Linked DNA regions of Mus musculus: region 1 is linked to region 2. Evidence: chromatin loops called from intact Hi-C (ENCODE). Cell type or tissue: gastrocnemius. All regions are shown on one strand. Region 1 holds the start of 0610039H22Rik (RIKEN cDNA 0610039H22 gene). Region 2 has its middle 28 kb from the start of 4930556N13Rik.

Region 1 (2,500 bases), 200 kb before region 2:
AGGGGCCGGGGCCAGGGCCAGAGCTGGGGCCAGGATTGGGGGCGGGGGGGGGGGGGTGGTCATCACTGCAAACCGAAAGCATTCATCAGAGCCCTTTCTCCCACTGGAATGCTGGGATACTAAGACCGGTCGTTCTTTCAACAGGAAAGAAAAGCGTAGGCCAACTCTTGCTGGCTCGCTCTGCTCCTTCGGCACAGTTTACTGAAGCGTGTGAGGCTCTGCCTAACATTTAGGATATTTTGATTTAAAATGCAAACAGCAACACTGATAAAGATCGTGGCGCCAAAGCGGGCCCTCGAAGGAAAGGGCACACTAACTCCCCTCCTTCTAACCCTGGATCTCACAGCTACCTAAGCTGACGGCTTGAAATTAACTCATTCAGTTAATAATTCAAAGCCATGGGCTGGACAAGTTTTAACGCCTCAATGTTGGTTTATAATTAACCCAGACCGTGGTGTTCTTAGGTGTTTGATTTTTAATTAGTCTATTGATTAATCAGTCTGGTTAACAATTATTTATTTCTGGGGCCCTTTACTGTCTTCTATTCTTGTTAAGGGAGGGTGAGGGTTACCCTGGCTCCTTTCTCCTCTGAACCCCTCCAGATCACAGTCCCATCATTCTCTAGGGACACTGTAGATACAGTATTGAGACCAGAAAGGAAGCCTGCCCAGCCTGACACAAATGAAGGTACCCCCCCTTTTGTTCATCTGTTATCCTTGGTATCAGATTCTGCTCGCAGGAGCACATGAAATGAAGGAACTCACAGAATGGCACCCTACCCAGGCACAGGCTGGGCCCTCTCATCCCTTCCTTCCCAGTTCAGAGCTAATTGACATCTTGTGTGAGCATTGCATCATGTCCCTTTGCAAAGCCAGAAGCAACTGAGAAGGTGCTACACGCCCCTGCCCCCCCCCCATCTCTCGGGGGACTAACCCAAAACAAATTACTCAGTAATGGGAGGGCCCCTCTCTCTGGCAGAGGCCCACATGTCTGTCTGTTCAGCAGTTTCTTGCCTGCTCTATTTGTAGGGGTTGCAGGGGATCAGAGAGGTCACCACCTCTCTCAGGGTTACAGTGCTCTGTAGCACACAGCTGCTCAGAACCCACACTCCTCCCCGTGACAGAGGAGGAAGCACAGTTAACAACAAGGCTGGTGACTGATGCCCGTTGACGTTCTGGGGTGTCCTCCCTCGACGATCACAAAAAATTAACCCAAGACACCAGCACCAACACCAACAGTCCACCAGGGGATCGAAGCAGGTCCTACCTAGGACAAGTTTTCTCAGCATTCAGCACTATGTCACCAAATGACCAGGAGGCAGCCCAAGATGGAAATCCTTGGTAGAGATTTCCTTTGGAAAATTCCACTGTATATCCATGAAAGACCGATCTTAGAATTCTTATGGAAAAAAAAATTATCTTTACAGATCCCATGCAAGGGTGTCATGGATAACCAGGGGTCCTGGACCACAAAGCAACTCCTCTGGAAGATTCATGTATAGGACAACTCTGGGCTGCAGGAGCCCCTAGGACCTGGGTGAGCTGCTTTAACTTCTTCCTCTCTAAACTCAGCTAAAGACCCGGAACCCTACAGAACCCAGTGTGGATGCCCATCATTGGATGATTGCATCTGCTGCTGGCACCAATCACAGAGCTGCCCAGGCCTACAGGGTACCACACAGTTGGCGGAAGTGCAGGGACCCATGTGCCCAGGCCATGCCACAGACAACCGCAACTGCATCCTTCAATGAAGCTCCAGGTAAAAGCAACTGGGCGTGAGAGGGATGGCAATGTGTGTGCAAGGCTTCTCCCTGGTGCCTTTCAGGTTGGGATTTAGCATCTTCGGGCAGCTACCCACAGGTCCCTTTAACAAGCCTCGGGGGGGGGGGGGGGGACTGGGAGCCACACTGTTCCTAGCCTACAGGAATAGCCTCAGGGCAGCAGCAGGAAGGGCTGTTCCCGTTCAGGAAGCTGTGTCCTTTCTGAAGACCTAGAACCCTGGCCAGGATGGGAGCCTCAGAGTCCACTTGAAATACCCTGGGAAAACACCCCTCCCCAAACTACATCTGTACTCCTCCTCCATCCAACACAGCCTTCGAGTAATCCCCACCACCTGCCGGTTTCTCATTTTCTCTCTTGCAACAACTTAAAATTTAAAAGAAAAAAAAATTTAATCACAATTCAGGAAAACACACCCACGCATCTTGCTCACTAAGCGTGAAAGCCACCACTCCCTCGCTCAACTCAGCCCCTGCTCCACTTCAGAGAGTGGAGGAGAGAGAAATGTCATTTGACACCACAAACGCTGCCTCCTTCTCAACCTGGAGGCCCCACCTGCCGGCATGTTTGCAAGGCTAATTCCAATCTCACTATTTGAATACACTTGCAAGCTGGGAAAACAAGCCAATAGTTCAGAGGATCCAAGGCAAACTCCGTCTGACAGCCCTAGCCCCGACGGCTGCCAAGACTGATTGACTGGCTGGTTATATTTAGAGGTGGAG
Region 2 (2,500 bases):
GCAGAGAATTAAAGAATCAATGGGCAATTAAGGAGGTACTGGCAGGTACTGGCCAAGAGCATATTATTTATTTATTCAGCCAGCCACACTCATTTTTAAAGAGCTAACTTCCATTTTGTTTCTGACACCAAAAATAAATCAAACTAAAAACTGTATACATCATAACTGAAAAAAAAATACATATTTGCATGGTATGTCGCCCCTGTGAAGCCTCAGCTGCGACCTGCAAAAGGAATTTTTGTGTAAAAAAAAAAAAAGAGAGAGAGAGATGAATTCATTCTGCACTGGCCTTCCCTGAGGGTACAGATAGGATCGAAAAGACAAAAATAAGGTTTTAATTCACTAGTGATTTTCCCACCCCGTCTCAAGCTTCTTTTTGATTCTTAGCATCCATTTTCCTGGGTCGTCTTGGGAGGGTTGCAAGATTTCAATCCATTAACACAGTAGTAGGTTGGTGAAATTTCAGAACAGGCTGAGATGAACAGCCACAATGAGGACACAGCTGCCCTGGGGCTCCCGGCAGAGAACTCAGCCTATGATTCAGCTCCTAGCCCATGATCTGGCGCCCTAAGGGAGGGGATCTCTTTGAAGAGCCCTCTTTTCTCTCCTCTACTTCCCCGACTTGGGAGAAATCCAGTCTTGCCCCCTAGTCCATATCAGCTCTCTGATTTTGGAGCAGCTCCTTGGCACTAAATATACCTGCACCATTGACTGTCTTCCACCCTCCCTCCCCTCCTCACCCCGCCCCGCCCCCCACGCACCTCCTCATTCCCTCCCCAGCAAGCGCTTTTGGCGTACTACAGGTATCTTCCCAAGCTACCCCAAGGTTGATTCTAGGACAGTGGCTCTCAAACTTAAGTCTGCATCTAAACTACGTGGACAAAGTGCTACACGGTTCTCGGTCAGTAAGTCTCGGGTATGAGCTGGGGATTTGCATTCCTGTTAAGTTTAATACTGAGACAAGTGCTTGGAGAACCTGTTTTCTGGGATGAGGCAAAGGGAGGGGATACCCGTAGTAGCTTGTGCTGTGGTGCCATCTAGTGGACATAGACCACAATAGCAGCAGTCTGCCCTGTGGAGTGCACAAGACTTCATTCCACTCCTTTAAACACTTCAAAAACCATTCTCTTTTACGACTCTACTTCTTAAGGTGGGCCTTTTACTGTTTAAATGCTCTCTTTCCACCCTCTGAATAAGACCATTACAAACTATGCCCTGCCGAATATGGATGAAATGAAACAGGAAACTGGGTGTTTTGAAACGAAACTGCACACCCTGATTTTGATAACTGTCCCCCAGATACATCTGACCTAAGGCACAACACTGCACACATGGCAGACAGCAGGCCATCACCCAGATCACACAATAATTAGCTCTAACCCCAAACCAGGACCCAAGGATTCCATGTTGTCTCAACCCAGGGGGAAGCACACCACTTTAGAAGTAACTGGACAACCCTGAGGACGTGGCTGTTGGGGAGAACTTATCAGAGCACACTCGGAACCCTAGGTTCTCTCTCCAGCATGACCTGAACTGGATATAGTGGTCACACCTGTAATCCCAGCCTGGCAGTTGGGAGATCGAAATGGGAAGGTTGAAAGCTCAAAGTCAACCAGGGGGTGCTGACGGACAACTTTAATTCCAGCACCAGGGGAGCAGAGGCAGGTGGACCTCTGTGAGTTTGAGGCTAGCCTGGTCTACAGAGCAAGTTCCAGGATACACAGAAAAACCTTGTCTCAAAAAAAAAAAAAAAAAAAAAAAAAAAAAAAGAGGGATGATGGAGAAGGAAGAGAAGGAAGGGAAGAAGAAAGCTGTTTACGGTTATTCTTCTATTTTAAAACTCAGAGAAAAAGGAAAAGACAGGGTCACAAGTTCAAGGCCTGCCTCAGCTACCTGGACTATGGCTTGAGTTTAAGGCCAGCTTGGAAAACTGTCTCAAAATAAAAATGTAAAAAGGGCTGGCGATGTAGCCTAGCGATAGAACACGCGTGAAGGCCTGTATTTGCCCCACCCCAGGATTGAAAAAAAAATGTAGGTTTCAAAGTCCCATTCTTAAGAATCTCTGGTTCAGTGGGCCTGGGCCCAGCCACTTGCAAGCATTATAAATAAATTGTAGCAAACGCTTGAGCCTCTACTGTGAGACAGCCTGCAGGGCGGTGACCTCAGAACCCTGTTCCCTACCTAGCACTATCCAACAGAAACAATCTGAGCCATACTCAGACTCGTGACAATGCATGCTCATTAGCCTCCCGTTAAACATCAAAGGGGCGGGGCTGCAGAGGTGCCACAGTGGTTCAAAGCATCACTGGCCGTTCTCCCAAGGGGTCCAGGTTTGAGTTCCCAGAACGTACATGGCAGCTGCCAAGCATCTGGAACCCAGTTCCAGGGGTCCTGACTCCCTCTTCTGACTTCTTCAAGCACCAGGCAGGCACGAGATACACAGATTATGCTCGCAGGCAAAATAAAATACCCATCTACATAAATGATCACTTTTGTGGCA

What was found. Peaks named below come from ENCODE experiments on the same cell type or tissue, not always from the same donor. Only the 100,000 strongest peaks of a DNase experiment are listed, where the experiment ranks them.
Region 1: it touches region 2 in a loop (2.0-fold over the local background); 1 of 42 quality-filtered maps calls a loop at or near these places.

The regions. Positions count from the first base shown.
Region 1 is chr11:88,618,013-88,620,512 of GRCm38, forward strand. All of the region lies in intron 5 of Msi2 (musashi RNA-binding protein 2), which reads right to left. 0610039H22Rik (RIKEN cDNA 0610039H22 gene) reads left to right here and starts at 1,239. Exons shown (of 3, transcript NR_131025.1): 1 at 1,239-1,758. In gastrocnemius, a CTCF peak has its summit at 1,258; DNase peaks (open chromatin) are centred at 907, 1,676 and 2,433; H3K4me3 peaks cover 555 bases; H3K27ac peaks cover 2,500 bases.
Region 2 is chr11:88,822,202-88,824,701 of GRCm38, forward strand. No RefSeq gene overlaps it. Among named protein-coding and RNA genes, the nearest start is that of 4930556N13Rik, 28 kb to the right of the region's middle. In gastrocnemius, a CTCF peak has its summit at 1,042 (motif pointing left); DNase peaks (open chromatin) are centred at 577 and 1,030.